Regions from separate parts of the Homo sapiens genome. Here region 1 is linked to region 2. A link is a loop called in an ENCODE intact Hi-C map of the cell type or tissue named here. Cell type or tissue: PC-3. All regions are shown on one strand. Links, peaks and the distances in the headings refer to the core of each region. The heading gives the core; the rest is flanking DNA. Region 1 has its middle 81 kb from the start of LINC02258. Region 2 overlaps LOC107984478 (a long non-coding RNA gene).

Region 1 (10,420 bases), core at 2,765-5,264, 500 kb after region 2:
GTTTTGGGCAGTTACAAGATAGTGGACCCCCTCATCCGCCTCCAGAAAATATTCTTTATATAGCAAGCTTTTAGGGCAAAACACGGGCAGCTGGTCATATCTTCAGAGCTTCTTGCCAAGACTGATGATAACTGAGGAGTATAGACAGGTATCTTTATAAGGGGTTATCTATGCCACAATCAATGTTTAATGACCTTACTGCAGCACACCTTGGTATGTGAGGGTCAAACACCAGTCCTTATAGTGGTTTTGCTTCAAGATGCCATCACATTTGCCTTGCAACAGTTTGTTTTCCTACATGAACAATTTTTTTTTAATGGCCTGGTCAGTGATGGTGTCATATCAATAGTCTAGACATGATGGCAGAGAACATGGAAATTATTGTCTTCATTTTAGTTTTATAAGAGTTGAAGATTTTCTTGCAAGTAGGACACAACACAATGACACTCAAATAGATAAAAGTTGGAACTCTTTGTTGCATAAAACTCCAGTGTAGAGCAGCCTGCCAGTCAGGGCCGTACAGGGATTGCTCCCCAGGACAGGGTAGTAGTTAGCTAAGCTGGAGCTGTAAGGGGCATCTAAAGTAATGGCAAGCAGTGTTGAATTAACCCAGTTTCCAGGGCTTCCAGCCCTGTGGATTAGCTAATTGAAATAATTTTAGTTTTCAGCTTCTAGGGCATACGGGCTGTCTCTACAGAGAAGAAGCAGCTTCCTTTCATGCCAGGATTAAAATTCATAGTTGGTTGCTCCATTTATCTGTTCTTCACTTGAGAATTTTGGAGCCACATTAAGGGAGAATCTGAAGGCATTTGATCAAAGTCTGTATCATCATGGATAAACCTTTAACAAATCATACAAATACAGAATTAAAGTTATCCCTTGAAGCTTCAGAGAAATATTTTTAGAACATAATAAAGCAAAATTGTTCAAAGTTAGGACTATAAAGTGTATGGAATTCCTAAATCTGAGTCCTCTATGCATCAACTGCAGACCTACTGTCAACAGATCCCCTGTTAATTCCCAGCGTATTGACTGAAATGGGACACATCCTGATGATGTTATGTGGGAACTCTGAAGAAATGCTCCTCTATTCTGACTGACCTCTCAGAGTGCCATCTATACCCTCATACACACACCTACAAACAAACTTACAAGCCAGATCTCTGCTAACATTTTTACTGGAGATACTATTTATTGCAGTAGATTTGATCACCTATCTTCAAGAGGAGATAAAAGAATAATGGTCATATGTACAACTATGGTGTTTGTTAACTTGTGTATAATATTTCCATAGGAATTTATGAATATATAGAAAGGGTTGAAGTATATCTTAAACATTTGAGGTTGAAATTCATAAGAAAAACCACATAAACATCCTTAATGCCACTATTAGATATTTAACACTGACCTAAATACCCACTGATATTACCTAATTTAGCATATTTTTATGTTCTGATATCGATTTTTTTTAAACAAAACATGTTTGAGAAAATTGCATTGGACAAATTAAACAGCAAGAAAAAAATTCAAGATGATTGCAATAAAGGAGAGATATTTAACTCAATTGAAATAAAAGACGAGACAGTTTTTAAGCACTAGGGTGAGCTACTGGAAAAATACTAGAGGATTTTAGGGAGGAAGCTTCGTCAGTGTGATTAGACCCTCTGTGTTTGCTAATTGGCACTTATTGAAGTTAGGCTCCAATACTCTCACAGAGAGTGGGAGATAGGGGCCCTGTCTTTCTTGATGATTACATTTCAAGGCATGGCTCCTAGGTCCTTGAGAAAGACATTGCTTGGGTTGTAAAACTGGCAAGAAGATTTACATCTAAGAGAGACAAAGAATTTACACTTCCAAGTTTTCTAAAGTAAATGCTCTAAGAAAAGGAAAGTGCAGGAACTTATAGTCAGGAAGAAACCTGTCTAGTCAAGCTGAGGGAAACTTTTAAGCCATCTTGTCACTGAAGGTCACTTGAAAGAGAAATTTTTATCCTTGCAACCACATGATAAATTTTAATTGTTTATTTTCTTAGCTATGTGAACTACTGCCCCTTCACACAATATTCATTCATCAATTTATTCACATACATATCACATATCTATAACCACACACTGGACTGTTTTTTTTTTTTTTTTTTTTTTTTTTTTTGAGACGGAGTCTCACTCTGTAGCCCAGGCTGGAGAGATTGCAAACTTTTATAAGGAATTTAAATACTGAGAAAACAAAGAGAGGAGTAATAAACAAAATTACCCCAGGAGAGTAAGAAAAGTATAGTTGCCAATACACGTTTTCTTGTAAGTTAGGTACATGTTTAATTTTCACAGACTATGATATTTCAAGTGATTTTCAGGTATAACTTACTATTTAAAAAAATGAACTGAATCATTTCACAAAGAGTACATTTTTTTCTAAATCATCTATCTTTTAAATATACATTTAAAAATCAGATGTTTCTGAGGATGAATTCATATTCTGAATTTTTAAAAAAACTTACAGATTTTATAAAACACAGAGCTATATTTTTTCAGATATTTATTTCATTAAAGAAAATGTACTTTGTTTGGCTTTTTATTTCCTGTTTTGTTCCATTCTTGACTTGAATTGCTTTTGTTGTTGAAAACTGACTTTAAATACTATTTTATTTGCTTTAGCTACAAGTCATTTTTTTTTCCTTAAAACAGGAATTGCTTTTGTAATGCACACTTTTTGACCTTTCTTAGTCCATTGTGTTTCTGTAAAGGAATACCTGAGGCTGGATAATTCATAAAGAAAAGAAGGTATCTGGCTCACGACCCTGTTGGCTGAAAGACTGGGCATCTGGCAAAAGCCTCAGGCTACTTCCACTCATCGCAAAGGCAAAAAGGAGCGGGTGTGTGCAGAGACCACAGGACAAGAGGGAAGCAAGACAGAGAGGGGAGGTGCCAGGTTCTTTATAACAACCAGCTCTCATGTGAACAAATACAGTGAGAACTCCTTTAAGGGAAGGCATTAATCTATTCGTGAGGGTTCTGCCCCCACCACCTGAACACCTCCCATTAGGCCCTACCTTCAACATGGGGAGTCAAATTTTAACATGAGATTTTGAGAGAACAAATATCCAAAACATAGCAATTTGTCCATTTTATTTTCCCTCCTAGCTCAGCCAAGCTAAACCACAGATGAATTTGGTTCTAGGTTCTGGTCTTCTTGGTCATTCTAGAAATGGAAAAGTCACTTGGCAGTATGACTTTAAAGGATTCCTGCTGTTGACTAACATATACATATGTAAACAATCCATTATTTATTAATGAAAGTCAGATTCCGAAAAGACCAAACAGAGAAGAGAGGATGAATATCTATCTTTGGAGATGAGATTCTTAAAAGAGATTTTTACGGAAAATGTTTTTAAAACTCATTTATTTTCATTAAATGTACCCACAGTTATTAGCAACGAATACACTGGGATGTAGCAATGGAGATGCAAGAAAAAAAGAAAGGCCATTTTCTGCTTAATTGCAAAACAATAAGAATTTCCCTGTGTCCCTTACATTTTTCAAACACTAAAACTTTTTATATCACTTGGGTCCATTACATTTTTGAAACACTTCAAAACATTTACATAACAATGTGATGGAGTAGCATCACATTGTAATGCTTGGAATGTGTCTAATTCACTTTACAATAACTAAACCAACTAAACATACACTGATATTTTACACCACACATGTATTTATTGAATTTTGCTTCTTGTTATATGAGATATAAAAAAGCCTTATAAATTATTGAATGCCTAACAAAATAACTGAACTTGACGATTTTCTAAAACTACATATAAAAAATTCAAGCTTTCTGAGAGCTAGCCTTTTCATTTGAGTGGTAAGGGGGAACCATTTTAAGACAGAAAACAAGTGAAATTTTTCATATATAAAGGCAAGGTTATTGATTTTTAAAATGGTAGCTGTGATATGATTAGAGTGCCACCTAGTGGTGAAGTGTATTAGACCAGTTGTGTTTCTGCAGTTTCTCACAAGGCAGTTCCCTTATTTTCCATCTGTCTAGGAACGGAGTGAGTTGCATTGCCTGAGTACAAGATAAAGCATTAGGAGATGGTTGTAGTTCTGATGGGAGAGCTTCCAGACAACACAGAAGACAAATATATACAACCTGAAAGCTAACAGTGTCATTTTATAGTTTCTTCAAACCTGGCAGTGTGGAGGTGATTCAGAGAAGCCCCTGAGGCCATCTGGTCATTTTTCCCCACTACCTTCAGGCAGTGATTTTGGCTGTGCAGAATGTCAAAGATTTCACTAATCTACAGAAACAATAGTTTCTTGGCTTCCCTTAGAAACACTTGCCAATACTGAGTCACTCTCACTGCCTGGAAACATGTCCTTATTTCTAATTAAAACTCAGAACGTTATAATCTAAATTATTTTATCTTGTTCTTTCCTCAATGGGATTAGAGAAAGAATTAGACAAAGAGTCTATGGATCATCTAGTTAGAGCTGAAAGAATGCCTAGAGATACAACAGGCCATTTTATAGATGACAAAATAGCAGCTCATTTTTTTAAAGCAAATTGCCTAAATTGGAAGAGAAAATTAATGCCAGGGCCGGGTGAGCATCTAGACCTGACTTAAAATCTAGCAGCCTTTCTACTTCCTAACGGTATGCCACCCTACTTTGGGTATGGTCATCTTGATCATTGCAGTCAAATACACAAGATGTGTGGTTTGCTCTCAGGCTTTCTTCTTAAGATAGTAACACTATTATTCTCTCCTCTGACACTTGTCAGAATTTCCGCCTAGTTATTTTTATTCCTAGTATGTAGTGTCTAGCACAGCATAAGCACACTGCAGTCATCTAATATTTATAGATTAGCCCTTCCCATCTTAGCTACATCTCTAGCCATCTTTCCTTCCTGTTGTGCTTATCTGAGATATGCTCAACAGAAGAAAATAGCCTAAATATGGCCAGGATTTGCAATAAGCATTGTTTCATTTTAAATAAGTTAAGAACAAATCATCCTCATTTTCACAGCCCATCAAGTTGGACTTAAGCAAAGTTTGATATCAGATACAAAATGTGAATACCAACTTCTGTGGATTAAAAATGGCAAGTAATGATTTATTAATGAAAAAATGTAAAATCTTCATATTTTCTTATGGTTTCTGTAAATATAAAGATAAAATCCTTACTGCCAGAAATTACAAATATATTTGGTGGTTCCTCCTACAGGGTATTAGCCATGTTTATACCTATATCCGCCTTTTGCTCATTGACTTGTAATATATATGCCTTTGTTATATGGTTTCTGGGTTTTGCTGTTGCTCCTAGAATCAAATTCCTAACTGTATGTAAAAATATTAATTCATTCAACAAGAGTTTTCTAAAGATATTGGCTGCTTTTAAATGTTACATAAGGTCTTTCAAAGAATCAAGTTACTATTGGTTTTGCTGCTTTTGTTGCCACTTAGAATCGCTGACCTGTAAGACACTTATATCTAGAACCAATTTTTCATTTTGTTGCCAACTCAAACATATATGAAATGGCAGGTAAACACCCTGGCATGAAAGAAGAAGAACACTAAAAAAAAAATCACTGTACTTTCAAGGGACGTGTGAAAGAAAGCTTGTGAAATTGAGTTATATGCAACAAAAACCTGAGTAGGATTACATAAGACCCCTCAAAAATCTCAGCCAAAGAAATTCTCATCTATATCTTACAGCATATTCTATCATGATTGTCTTCATTTCTCTTTGACTGAAAAAAATACATGCAGAGGGATGAGGGGTAGGGAGATGTTGATCAAAAAATACATAATTTTGGTTAAATAGGAGGAATAAGTTCAGGAGATCTATCTTACAACATGGTGATAATAGTTAATAATATATTGTATTATTTTAAAATGCTAAAAGGGTGAATGTAAAGTGTTCTCATCACAAAAATGATGACTATCTGAGGTAATGTATAATTAGCTAGATTTAGTCATTATTGCATATATACTTTGAAACATCATGATGTAAATTTTAAATTCACACAATTTTGTATGTCAATTTAAAAGTAAAAGATAAATACATAAAAAGAGGGGCCTAAAATAAATAGCTTGGGAATGAAGTTTCCTGTAAGAATCCCCTACCCCAAAAAATACGTTTAAAGCCCAATTCACAAAATATTCCTTAATATCTGTAAATCACTTTTAAAGTCTAAAGTTAAGTATAATGTTGAAAAAAGATGTGTAGTTTCTTGTTCAAACAAAACGATTACAAAAACAAATAACCTGGAAATGAGAGTAACTTTTCTTTAACAATCAAATAATTCTTTATTGAATTGAAGATTAATTTCAACTGCAAGGAAAATATCAATAAGTAAGAGCACATACTTCTACCAGTACATCTAGAAAACTGTAATTTAATTATATCAATCTGTTTCCCCCACTACTCTAAGCCCCTGAGGGACTATGTCTTATTATTCTTCATATCTCCATCATTGAACATACTATCTGTCACAAAAATTCAATAAATGTTTGTCCAAATAAACTATACCAAAGTGCTTATTGAATTGGTGATTAGAGTCAGAAAAGCCTTGATGTTTTTTCTCCTCTTAGAAATACAATAATCCACAGAAGTTGGTATTCACATTTTGTATCTGATATCAAACTTTACATAGGCCTGGGATGTAGATGAAAAAATAGTCAAGATTTTGTTTCATTTTGTACATGTTGAATTGAAACTTACATTAATAAAAATGGAAGAAGAAGATTCTTTTTATTCCCCTAATATGTCCCAGAAGTTCCTACCTCTGAGACTTTGGTGACATTTATTTTCTTAGTCCAGTAAATATCTCTCCCTGTCTTACCATCTAGTGTTGTCTACAACTATTATCCAACACTCAAGGCCCAACTCCAATCGTACCTCACCCATGAAGTATAGCATCATGTCTGCAAACCTTGGAATCAAATGGAACTGAGTGTAATTATCCAAGTTTTCATTTTACATCTGTAAAATGTACGTCATTGTGAAGAATACATTTTAAGCCTCTAACACTGTAGCTGAAAATACATATTTCTGGCACTTTATGTTTTGGGGTATACGATACCATAACTGACACCTATATGCATTGAACAAACTCATATAAATCTCTGGACATTTGCCCCAGAATTTACCCTGCTAACTTTATTTACCTGGCTGTTAATGTTTTTGTCATTGTACGCTTGTTTTGATACGTGCCTTCTTATTGAGTTTTGGCTTGGCTTATTGAACTTTATTCCTATAGTCTCCTCAATCCTGTTAATTTGTGGTCATTCTTGGCCTTAGGTGAAAAACTCCTCCTTCATTTCCAACACCTTGTACTATTCCCTTCAGCTCCCCTACTATTAGGAAAGGAGAACTTGGGGAGTAAGCACTGATCTTTGAGCAGTCACTCTCAAAGTGAATCTAAAACCTTGCCCAAATTAGATAGAGACCAAACCTCTCCTACTTATAGAGAGTTTTGATTTCAAGGTAGAAGGCATATACAAGCCAGGAGAAATTCCAGAAAGCTAAGACTTCTAGCAAGACGATTGGCCCCAGCACTGTAGAGCGGTAAAAAAGATGAAAAGTAAAGAGAAGTACTACTCCAGATAATCAGAAAAAGATCAACAGAGGACAATATATTTGAGTAAAGACCAAAAGAAGTCAGGATGCAAATCATGTGATTACCTGAAAGATAAGCAGTTCATGACAGAGGAAAATATATAATTTCTGGACATTGAATCTTTTTTTATGTTCAAAGGGTAACAAGTAGACTAGTGGGATAGAGAAGAGGGAGGCAGGAGAAAGCGTTTAGGAAAAAGGTCAGAAGAGCCAGCTAATATAAGGCCTTGTAGGTGATGGTAAAAACTTGAGATTTTAGACTAAGCATGATGGGAAACTATTAAAAGGTTGAAAACACGAAAGTGACATGAACCAATTTACCATTTGAAAATAACTCTCACTTAAATATGTGTGTAGGATTCAAAATCTCACAAATAAGGAAATCATAAATACAGAGGACAATCTGAAATCTATAAAAACCAACAACAGAATATCAAATGTTGTATTGAATATACACAAAAATAGGTTATTTTCCTCTAGTATTTTACTAAGATTGACTATTTCAACTTAATCCTTGGGAAAGTATAAACTATAAGTATAGGCTTATTACTTTACTTTTCTTCAACTTTCCTTAAATATTTAGTGAGTAAAATTAATATGCATAAACCTAAAGAAAAATGTTTTTTAACACTTTTGAAGGAAACATTTAAATTTTTCTTAACCAACTCATTTAATACATTGAGTGTTTTGAAAGAGTAAACTTGAAGTATGAGAACTTGAATGCTCTTTTCCACTTAAAGGAAAAGCAAAAGTATGAAAACGGATTAGCTAATGCTGAACAGGTATATAAAGAGTAGTAGAAAATGTAGAAAATGAAGAAAATCAAACATTTTTATCAAACATATCTAAAATAGATGGTATATATCTGATAATAAAATTTGACCATGAAATATAAATAAATGGAAAGAAAAGTACAAAAGCTAAGTATCAGTTTTTCTGAGTCGTTACAAGATAAAGTAGAACTAATCTTTTTTCTTTTTTCTTTTTTTTTTTTGAGACAAAAATCTCACTCTTGTCACCCAGGCTGGAGTGCAGTGGTGTGATCTCGGCTCACTGCAACCTCCGTCTCCTGGGTTCAAGCGATTCTCCTGCCTTAGCTTCCCGAGTAGCTAGGATTACAGGCACCTGCCACCATGCCCAGCTAATTTTTGTATTTTTAGTAGAGACAGGATTTCACCATGTTGGCCAGGCTGGTCTCAAACTCCTGACCTCAGGTGATCCACTTGTCTCAGCCTCCCAAAGTGCTGGGATTACAAGCGTGAGCCACCGTGCCCGGCCAGAACTATTCTTATAAGTTTAAAACTTAGAGCATACCGTTTAGAGTCCTTCTGTTACTACTTCTATAAGGCCAACTTCTGTTTATCTTTCAAGGGCCAGCTCAAATGTCACACATCAAAGTCTTTCTTGCCTATCAGCACTCTGCCATAATAACCCTGTTAATACTTTCTTATGCTTATTACAGCTCACTAAAAACTGAGAACAAGGCAGTAGAGCTCAAAGAAATCCCTCACAAAACATTTAGCTTCCACTGTAGGGCGCACTGCAGCAGCCCGCCATCTGAAGGCTGGGAGCTGAACACGATATCTGAGAGAAATGCCCGTTAGGAGCTCTGAGCTTTCAGAGCTTCTTCCAAACATTGACAGCTTGTCATCAGGAGAAAGAAGAAACTCACTGGGGCAGAAAGCTGCTTGATTAGCCATAAAGCATGACGTGATCTCTTGACTCAGGTGATCAGATTCCAAACCCTGCTGAAAGGAAAATTCCAATTCTCCTCTTAACATATGTAAAGCAAATGGTAAATTAAATTTAACTAAAGTTGTAACAAAACCTAAATCCAACTTAACCACACATTATATTGATTTATCCCCGTCAAACTAAAAACCTAATGAAAAGAGAGGCATTCCTTTTTCTGGGGGTAAATATTACTTACTTCAGTCTCTACTATTCTTTTAAACATAATGTCAATCATACAATAAAAATTACAAGACATTCAGAGATCCAAGAAACTGTCATCTATTGTCAAGAGCAGAAATTGCCAATCAAAAGAGAACCAGAGATAAGTCCATTGTTGGTATCATTGGACAGAGACTTTTAAAACAAACTGATAAACATTAAAGGTGAATGAAAAACATGTGTGAATATATGGTATTTATAGCAGAGAGAAAAGAACTATAAAAACAAGTTATATGAGAAGGCTAAAGGGGAAAAAAACACAATACCAGAAATAAAGAATTCTTTTCATAGGCTTGAAAAAAGACTTCACACAATGGAAGAAACAATTAGTAAACTTAAAGAAAAACATAATATAAATTATTCAACTTGAAAGAGCAAATAAAAGTGAAAATAAAATAAAACAATGTCTGAGGTGTGGGACAACATCAAATAATCTAACATGTTTAATCAGACTCTGACAAAATAGGGAAAATCATATAATTGAACAAATATTTAAAGAAGGTTATTATTGTAAGCTAACAATTTTTCCAATGTTGTTGAAAAAAAAAAGTGACTGAAATACTCCAAAAGTTGAGTGAATTATAGGAAGGTAAACGCAAAATAATCACACCTAGGTACATCATAATCAAATTGCTGAAAACAAATAATAAAGAAAAAATCATAAAAACATCCAAAGAAAAAAGATGCATTACATGTGGAGAACCAGTAATAAGAATAAAGGTTTAGTGCCCATCAAAAAAATGAAGTTCCAAAGACAAAGACATTGCATAATAAAGTATTAAAAGAAAAAAAATTAATCTAGAATTCCTTAACCAATGAAAGTAACTTTCACAAATGAAATGAAATAAAGATAT
Region 2 (10,420 bases), core at 4,059-6,558:
GCGTGGTGGCGGGCGCCTGTAGTCCCAGCTCCTCGGGAGGCTGAGGCAGGAGAATGGCGTGAACCCAGGAGGCGGAGCTTGCAGTGAGCCCAGATAGCGCCACTGCACTCCAGCCTGGGCGACAGAGCGAGACTCCGTCTCAAAAAAAAAAAAAAAATTCACATTTAGTACTTGCTCCTGTTGAGGCACAGCTGGGTAATTACTTGGGTAAAACATGGAATAAAATGTCTTCTTTTCTTTATTTTTTTTCTTTTTTTGAGATGGAGTCTTGCTCTGTCGCCAGGTTGGAGTGCAGTGGCGCAATCTTAGCTCACTGAAACCTCTGCCTCCTCTGTGCAAGTGATTCTCCTGCCTCGGCCTCCCAAGTAGCTGGGACTACAGGTACGTGCCACCACAGCCAGCTAAATTTGTATTTTTAGTAGAGACGCGGTTTCACCATGTTGGCTGGCATGGTCTTGATCTCTTGACCTTGTGATCCACCCGCCTCGATACAATGCAATTTCTATAAAAATCTTAATATGAGGTCAGCTTATAGACAACAGACACACATCACACAAATGAACTGATAATGTCTTGGGACATGTAAAAACTTCCTGAAAATGTAAAAGGATGAGATCTAGCAATAAGCAGTTATTTTCAAGGAGAATCACAACACTAGGAGATGCACATGTAAAAACAATTACAGGTATAAATAAGAAGTACAAATAAGGTATGTAAAAAATAAGTATACTTTATTTGGTTATATAAATAATTTAAAATCCAAATTCTTCTATGTGTTCCATTATCCCAACGCTCTTCCCCAGCCTCCTTGGCTGATAATAAAAGAAACATCAGTTATTATAAGGCTTCCCTTTTCCTAGTGTTTCATGAATACAAATTCAAGAGACATCTGCGTGCCACTGCATCACATTTCTGTAAAAATCTTCTCAGCCAGTATGTCAACCTCATTACTTAGGAACCAGGACCATTAGATGTACCCATTGACCTCATGAGATGCTGCCAGGGATAGAAGCAAAATCTTTACAGGAAACTGAGTGCATTCATCCTAGATTCAGCCTGGACATGCACTAGTCTAGTTGCCTGCAGAAGCACTGGCTCCTTTACCTTTTCCTTCAAAAACAGCATTTAGATTGACCTGAGTGATGAAATAACCTGGACAACTAACTCCCATGACACAAGTTTACCTATATAACAAATCCTGCACTTGTACCCCTAAACTTAATACAAGAAGAATAATAAGAATAATAAAAATAATTTTTTAATTCAAAAAACCCACAAAAACAATGAGCAGAGGTTATAAGATGGTATAGCTTTTAAAAAAACTTGAGAGGAGAACAAAAGACTGCCTTCATTCTTTTTTTGATTTCGACTGTGAAAACTCTTTGACAAATAAAAACACAAACTCCCCAGTTTTACCTTTGGATTGGCAGAGGAAAAAAAATAAGAGAGAAAAACAAAAGTCCAAGAATTAAGCTTCTAGTATTTCCCTGGTAGCTTCTGACTAGCCCAGCTGACCTAAAGTTTATAGATTAATTGGTTCTATGCAAGATATAGACGATACCATCAAATAATAATTCAAGTGAAAGAGAACATTGGAGACCTCTGTTTAAATCAGGAGATCTAGAAGCCGTTTTTATCAGTGGGTAAATTAGAAAAATATAACTTCACCTGTAGAGGGAGATGTTGGAGATGTCTTGACCCTCATTTTGGCTCTGCACTGAGAGAAAATAAATCAGAAATAAAGAAAGAGATAAAAGAAATAGGAAAGAAAGACGGAAGGAAGTCTCTTCTAAGAATACCTAACCACAAGCTAGAGTTGCAGCATGTGACCGTAAATCCAAGCATGTAATTTACTTTTAAAAAGCTCCAGTGAGGTAGTGCATCACGAGGATTTAACAAAAATGAGAAATATTCTCTTCGAAAAAAGGATGTTAAACCCATCATCCAAATTATTCCTACATATAAAGTTCCAAGAAATATTAGCTTATAATGACAAATTTTCCAAAAAAAAATTAAGATGACAAATGATCCAGAATGATCTAAAATAGAAAACAGGTGTGGAATCAAACTCAAGGACATTAGAGATAGCAAAGCTATCAAATAAATAATGTAAAGGTAAGCATGCTAAAAATGTTTTAAATTATAAAAAGAGAATAGACTATAAGATTAATTGACAACATAATTGTCATAGTTGACAAGAAAGACTGAAAAAAAATAATTCTCATATAATTAAAAAATACATAGTAATTTTAATTAGAAACTCAATAGATGATTTAAATAGACAAAGATGAAGAGAGAACATTAGAAAATGGATATAGATCTGTTTGAAGAAATTACCCCTAATAAAGCACAGAAAAATAAAGACATGCAAAAATAAGAAGATTAAGACAAAGAACAAAAAGGTCTAACATATATCAAAATTGAGTTTAATATGAAATAATAGGAGAAAGTGGAGGGAAGGATTAGTAAAGAAGATGTTTGAGTCAGCATGTTCCAAAATTCAGGAAAGATAGCAATGTTTAAATAGAGAAGCTAAAGAGTTCTCAAGAAGGATAAGTTAAAAGAAGCTGAGATAAATGCATTGTAATGAATATACGTAATTCTAAAATCAAGAGAAGATGGTTAAAATAGTTAGAAAGAAAAGATAGCTTTTTCCAAAGGAAAAGCTATAAAACTGTGACTTTCCAACAGAACAAGAGAAGCTGGAAGACAATAGAATTATTTGTTTTCAAGGTGCCAGGAGGAAAAACTGTCATATTTGTATATACTCAAAGTAAGTATCTCAAGAATGAAGATACAATAAAGATATTAACTGACTTACATTGAAGAAATTCCTTAAAAACAAAATTCAGGATACAAAATATGAAAGATAATTGCTTAAAATGTATGAAAAATGTTAAGAAAATATTTGGGCAAATTAAAGCAAACACCAAGTTAATAAAATATAAACAATGTCTAATTTGTAGGGCTAAAGAAAAACAACAAATAAGAATGCTGTGTAACAATTAAGACACTGAAATTAAGATTCTAAGGTTCTTGGATTTTTCATGAGGTAGATAAAGATACATGATTAGGGCCGGCCGCGGTGACTCATGCCTGTAATCCCAGCACTTTGGGAGGCCAAGGCGAACGGATCACGAAGTCAGGAGATCGAGACCATCCTGGCTAACATGGTGAAACCCTGTCTCTACTAAAAATACAAAAAATTAGCCGAGCGTGGTGGTGGGCGCCTGTAGCGCCAGCTACTCGGGGGGCTGAGAAACGAGAATGGCGTGAACCCGGGAGGCGGAGCTTGCAGTGAGCCGAGATCTACGATTAACTTTAGTCTTTTGAAAGTTAGGCAAGCATATAACCACAAAACGAATGTAAATAGTTTCTATAACTTTCAATCTTCTTGGAGACAAAATAGAATGAGGTAATAAAACAAAGCAAACCACACAAAACTCAATTGAAATAAAGCAAGAAAATAAGAAAATGAAAGCATAGAAAAAGCTTAATAAATAGAGGCATTGAAATAAGGTGGCAGAAATAAAATCAAATATACCAACATATTCATATCAATATACTTATATACAATAAATATAAATACATTATTTAGTTAAAAGACCAAAATAATCTGGACTTGTTTATAGAAGACATGTATGAAGTATAAGATAACAAAATGGTTGAAAGCAAAAGGATTGAAAAGATGTGGCAGGAAAATGCTAACCAAAAATCTCATGTGACTATAACATAAGACAGAATATAAATTAAGGTTAAAGCATTATAGGACACAAACATACAACCATACATGCACAGTTTCTATATAATGTCTAGGAGCTAAATTCAACTGGATCATATAACAATTCTAAACTTATTTTTATCTAGCTTAAAGCTATGCAAAACAAAAAGTATGAGAAGAATCAAACAGACACATCTACTGTCGTAGCAGATAATTTGAACATGCTTTTTTAATTAATAAATGAACTAAACAGAAAAATCAGGAACTGTAATGAAGATCTGAGTAAAATAATTACATCAGATAAGGTAACAAGTCTCCAAATCTCACTGATTCCTAATTGGTGAACTACTCTTCTCCAAGCAGTGATTCCAGGGTGCAGCCTTCCTTCTTGTGGCTCCACCACTCTGTCGGTCAGTACTGCTCAACTGGGGGCAATTTTGACCCCTATGGGAAATTTGACAAGACCTGGAGAAAGTTCAGGTTGTCACACTTGGTCTCTATTGACATCTAATATATTGAAGACAGAGATGCTCAAAACATCCACAGAACACTGTTTCCTGTTGAGGCATAGGGCAGCTCCCACAATAAGAATTATCAGGCACCAAATGTCAGTGCTGAGGTTGGAAACCCTGGTCTATAACCTTGGAGTCCTCTATTGGATCTTCCGCATCTGGCCAGCAGATGGGGAAGAATAAGCAACCTCCATTGGGGAAGTTTTTGTGAATCAGATCTAGTGTCCAGAATTCCTTACAATAAATAAAAAAGGACACAAAAATAAAAAAAAAAAGGCATAAGGAATTAAAGTGTATCACTAAAAGTGGCCAGTATATATGAATATGTACCCAAATTCATTAGTAAACAGGAAACTGAAAATTTTAACTACAATGGGTTTTCACCTGACATTCACCAGGCTGACACTGATGACTGAGTATGCCAGTTATGGCAAGGATGTGGAGAAACAGGAATCTCATATATTTTAGTCCAATTGGAAATGTCTGCATCTGATATAGGTATCAATTTAATGTTACCTATTAATGTGAAAATGCACATTCTTTATTACCAAGATTCTCTATTCCTAGATATTGATTGTTTTGGGTAGTGCTTTTCAACATTGCCTGCAGATTAAAATTGCCTGGGAAATGTTTATTAGATGTCGGTGCATGAGTACCACTACCAAAGTTACTAATTCAACTGAGCCCAGAACAGGTCCTCAAGCAACAGATTGTTGAGTGTACAGTTGAAGTTAAAATACACTGCCTTGGGAATTCTCCTCTCCATGTACACAACAGCATCATTTATAATAGCAAATAAGCAAACAAAAACTCTTATATACACAAGCTAGTAACTCCTGTCTATAAAAATTGAAACAGGCAAACACTGTGGTTTAGTCATACAATAAAATATGAATCACAAAAATGAATCCACAGCTAAACCTGCCTCGAATTGAATTTTAAACCATAATGAGATCTTAAAAGACACAAAATTCAACAAAAAATTGTAAAACGCACTGTAAACACATACCATATAGTTCTCTTTTCTCTCTCTATATATGTATATCTGTTTGTTTACATATATATCATTATACACACATGTACAAACATATACACACACAACATAACCTGTAGTAAAAATTGTAATAAAAAGCAATGAAATAACTTCACAATTCAGGATATGGGAATCTTTGGAGGAAAGGAGGGTAAGAGTTTACAGAAAGGCACACTGGGAGCTACAATAGTTCTTTTCATGCATTTTATGTTCTCTTTTTAAGCTGTACTTTGGGCATACGGTGTCATTTTTACTATCGTCCTTTAAATCAAAGATATAACTTATATAAACCCTTATTTTTTATATATTTTGAAATAATTTTAAATAACAAAAAACATAATACCTCAAGAAAGCATTCTACCACATCCTTTTTCAAGTCCTTTTTTAGTCCACACAAGAAAAGAAACCAAACAAAGTGTTTTCAATCCTTTATTGCACCTACCTCTCCCAAGAAGTGGAACGCAGATTAACTTTTTTGTTCCATGGTGAGTTTCTCAGACATAAATTATTTCTCCCCTCAACATGCAAAGGAGAATCTATCTGTCTGTGAGGACTGTATTTACCTGTGATCTTGAAGAGCTAGGTATTTTACTTTGATTTACGGCAACTTTGTTCCTTTCAAAATAGCACCATCCAATCTAGAAGTCAGAATGGGAGGTTGGTAATTAGCCATATTTGGCGTGAAGGTACCTACATAATGATTGCATTTTAACAGGAAGTGTGGGCTGCTTCTCAACCTCGATCTTTCTCATCCATAAAATCACTAAGATCTTCCAGATTTCTAGTCTGTAGCAATGGAAATGTAGCCCCTCTACTCAGCACTCACTAGTTGACAGGGGAATATTGTAATATAAGCCACTCTCCTCACTGAGGCCTGGGATGTATCCTGGTTTTCAAGTAGCTTTATTTGTCCCTTCCTGACCCTGGCTGCCTGAGGAGACAAAGCTTTGGGTACAGACTGACCTTGACTCTTGGAGGACAAGTGAAGCTTGTCTTTTTGACCTCTTTCTGTCTTCCTGAGTGCAAGCAGGCCACATTTCCCATTACTAATTCTATGTTCTCCTCATGAGTAAAATATACAATAAGTCCATCTTTCCCCAAAGGACAAATAAAAAAACAAGGGCTTAAGGACTGCTTTAAAGTATTTGCAGCTATTTTGGAAATGTTCCTCCTCTGAGGCTGAGAAGAGTTCTCTTCAACTTTCAGGATGACTCCTAGATTCTGCATCAAGTCAGCAGTCAGTTACAAGTTTACTGGGTGTGCACACTTGGCAGTATATCTGCATCCCTGCACCTTTTTAGCCCTGTCTCAGGAAAGGCTGCTCAAACCTGACTTCCAAAAAGCCTCCAGAGTGGCAACTGCTATAAAAAGTTTCAAAATCCTCAAATTGGCAGGGTCTAGTCTGGTGACACAGAAATCACCATCTGTGCCTGGCTTTCCTCCTGCATGGAGAAAGGGACTCTCTTTCTCCTCCTCCTTTTTCTTTACCCTATCTTCTGAGCGACGTTAAGTTCTGACAGGGTGGGCTTGGTGACTAGCATGCTACTCACTTTTGTTCCTGCTCTCACGTGTTGAAAATGAACCTGAACCATGCCTCCTAAATCTAAAACCCCTGAGATGGGGGTTCTCTGGGCTGTGGGATCTAATTTAGTTTTAAATTGAGAACTTTTTCCCCAGCCTTCTGGCAGTGTTCTCTGGTTTTTACTACGCCTCAAACCCTAGACTCAGATAGCCAATCACAATTCCTGAAGTTGTTTGCTTGATAAACAATATGTCTTAGTCTTAGTCTGTCCCAGCTGCTATAACAAACTACCATAAACTGAATGGCTTATAAAAAAGGATATTTATTTCTCACAGTTCTGGAGGCTGGGAAGTCCAAGATCAAGGTTCTGGGGGATTCAGTGTCTGGGTAAGGGCCAGTCCCCTTGATCCCAGATGGCACCTTCTCATTACATTCTCACATGGCAAAAGTACAAAGGAGCTTTCTGGAGCATCTTTTATTAAGACACTAATTCCGCATGTCCTTTTATTAGGACAAAGCCCTCATGACCTAATCACCCCGCAAAGGCCCCACCTCCTAATACCATCATGTTGAGGGTTAGGATTTCAACATAAGAATTTGGCGAGAAAAGAAACACTCAGTCCATTGTACACAAATACTTTTTTTTTTTTTTTTGAGACAGAGTCTCACTCTGTCACCAAGGCTGGGGTACAGTGGTACAATCTCAGCTCACTGCAACATCTGCCTCCCAGGCTCAAGCAATTCTCCAGCCTCAGTCTCCCAAGCAGCTGGGATTACAGGCGTGTGCCACCACGCCCAGCTAATTTTTGTATTTTTAGTAGAGATGGGATTTTGCCATGTTGGCCAGGCTGATCTCAAACTCCTCACCTCAGTTAATCTGCCCGCCTCGAGCTCCCAAAGTGTTGGGATTACAAGCGTGAGCCACCATGCCCGGCCAACATTATATTAAAGACTGCCTCTTTAGCACTCATTTCCTAAGTGTTTGTCAATTTTTGGTTTCCAGTGTCTGTTATTGCTGTACCATATTAGTAGTGAATCCTGGCTAAGATTCCAATGCTTTTCTCCTGCTGTGGCATTTTCTTCTGACTTGAAACCATTCATTTCTAGCAAGACATGGCTTGTGCAGAGGTGAAACAGCCTATATAACTGCTTGACAGTACATCCAGGCTTGGGGCATGAGCATGATTATACCCCCAGAGTTTTGGCAATATTGTTCACTACATGTTTGTCCCTCTCCAGGACAGAGATCATTTTTTGAACATTCAAGGTTTCTATCTTTTTCTTTGGTTTTCCTCTCTGTGTTATGTTTGAGACTCACAGAGAAATTAATCTTCTCAGAAGCCTTTTTAAGTTTACATTATTTAGTTGCTTAATTTCCCTGACTCTTCTGTTGCCTATGCTTTACCCGCTCAGGTTTTTTTTTTTAAACTACCTAAACTATACCTTCGAAGTTAATCTCATCATAGTTCACTTTTATTTGCCAAATCAGTAGTAACTTTGGAAATTCCACATACAACCTGCGCACTAATTTTCCAAAAGGTTCACAGATGGCCTAAAATTGAGGTTAGCTTCAAATTCAAGGATTGTAATCAGCACATAGTGCACGTAGGTACGCTGCACAAGCATTCTTAGCAATTCTAGAAACGATACCACATTTAGTAGGTCTAAATCTTACTTCCTAGAAACCTGGTATAAAATAAATTTATTTTATAGAACGAGAAATTACCAGCACATCATGATCATTAGTCTACAGGCAAAGTCTTTATTCCTGTAATATTGTAGGAAACTGTTGACCATATTTTTAAGTGTGAAATCTGCCTCTGACTTCAATAAATTTAAGACACAGTTGATACTTCAAAACAAATAATTTCCTATTTCAAACTATTACCTGTTATATGAATTTGTGAAAGACTACAGACATTCTGCAGCATAGACTATTTTCTCTGGTTATATAAATAAAACAGAACTTGCATGACCTTATATACTTGCTTGACTTTTTTTGTGTTTAGTTACATATCTTTATCAATCCATTAATTTATACATTTAAAGGGTATGTGTGTGCATACCAGATAGAAATATACAGAGATAAACTGTCTGAATTTGTATAGTTGCCTTATAGCAATAGCAGAGGCATATAATACTTAAAAGTTTGGAAAAGTGATGACCACTAGCTAAAATCACATTTCAAACTATATTTAAGTTAACACTACTTAAATAGGTTTCCACAGTACTTTATCCACAGGGTGGGTGAAAATTTAATTTCAAATAATACGGAGGTCCCCTCTTTTTCTTTGGGTTAGGCGATTGGAGCAGCTTACCTGAGGCTCAGAGTAAAGGTGGAAGGGCTTTTAGTCTTTAACCCATGATGGTTGCACACTGTCCACATAGTTAAAACCCATATCCATCTTTCAGTAGTCAGTGGCTTTGTCTCTTCTGTGCAAGACTGGTGCAGGAGAATCTTTTCAAAGGCTGTAACTTTATTTTCTCGTGTGCATTCTCATTCGATGAACCATATCATGGAGCCCTTGATGCTCCTCTGAGTGCTGTGGGGGATAAGGGTGGTAGATGTTGGCACAAGTATCCAATATTCAACGTAACTTACCATTCCCATCCCTTTCTATTATAAGACAATTTCTCTTCAGTTTTGTTGCCCTAAAACAAAAACAAAACAGTACTCTTACACTATCTCTCCTCTGTAGACACTGAATAATCACAGAGTTGTCTCTTTACATGGGATTAGCCTTTTTAGGAAAGCACTTTTTAAAAATCTAGCACTTTCTTTTGTGTCTCTGTAAATGCATTAATTAATCCATTCAAAATGCATTAATTAATCCATTCCACAATAGCTATCAGATACTGTTCTAGGAACTGAAAACACTATAGTAATCAAAACAAAGTCTCTCATGGAATGCACATTTTATCAGAAAGAACTTAAGCATCAAGTAAATGAATATATAAACATATCATATGTCAGGTAATATAAGTGCTATGAAAACGAGTAAAGTGAGTTAGGGTGTTTTGTTGTTAGAGTGAGTAGTGGAAGCTCTTTCTTTTAGGTCAAGAGATCAGGGAAAGTGCTTGTGATAAGGTATTAATATTTGGTCAGAGAGCTGATGATGGGAAGAGTCAAGCCATATGACTATTTCTGGGAGGATATTTTAGCAAAGGGAAGAGTATTTGTAAAGACCCTGAGATAAGTGTGTGATTAATTGATTCCAGAAAGAGCCAGGGCCACTTTGTCTGGGATTTACTCGTAAATGAAGGGTGGGAAAAGCTCAAAGCAGGACATAATGATAAACCTGTGTCCTTATGCATTGGATTCTCTCCATAAAAGTGAGATTTAAGTTGGCTATAGGTGCTCATTGACAGGTCTGGCTTCGAGAGTTAGCTGGCTATCTCTTCAAGGGAAAGAAAGAAATGTAGCTGATAGTCTTCTCTCCACATCTTACAAATCAATTGCCAATGATTATGGGTTGTAATAGGAATTTTTTTACAAGAACAATACAATGGAAATACAAGATCTGCCATTTAATCAAATCCATTTTGTAATGCAACTTACTTTCTAGTTCTTGTTCAAGTGTTTATTAAAATTTAATACAACTTTCACTTAACATTATACAATATTTATTTTT

The links. A loop is a pair of places that touch in the nucleus more often than their neighbours do. Peaks named below come from ENCODE experiments on the same cell type or tissue, not always from the same donor. Only the 100,000 strongest peaks of a DNase experiment are listed, where the experiment ranks them.
Region 1: it touches region 2 in a loop (6-fold over the local background); 10 of 110 quality-filtered maps call a loop at or near these places.

The regions. Positions count from the first base shown.
Region 1 is chr12:87,844,480-87,854,899 of GRCh38, forward strand. No RefSeq gene overlaps it. Among named protein-coding and RNA genes, the nearest start is that of LINC02258, 81 kb to the left of the region's middle. In PC-3, for the core only: a CTCF peak has its summit at 3,959 (motif pointing left); a DNase peak (open chromatin) is centred at 3,982.
Region 2 is chr12:87,343,216-87,353,635 of GRCh38, forward strand. It overlaps LOC107984478 (a long non-coding RNA gene), which reads right to left. Exons shown (of 3, transcript XR_001749242.3): 2 at 9,107-9,331. Among named protein-coding and RNA genes, the nearest start is that of LINC02258, 420 kb to the right of the region's middle. In PC-3, for the core only: no CTCF peak of the experiment used is centred there; a DNase peak (open chromatin) is centred at 5,046; H3K4me3 peaks cover 272 bases; H3K27ac peaks cover 1,912 bases.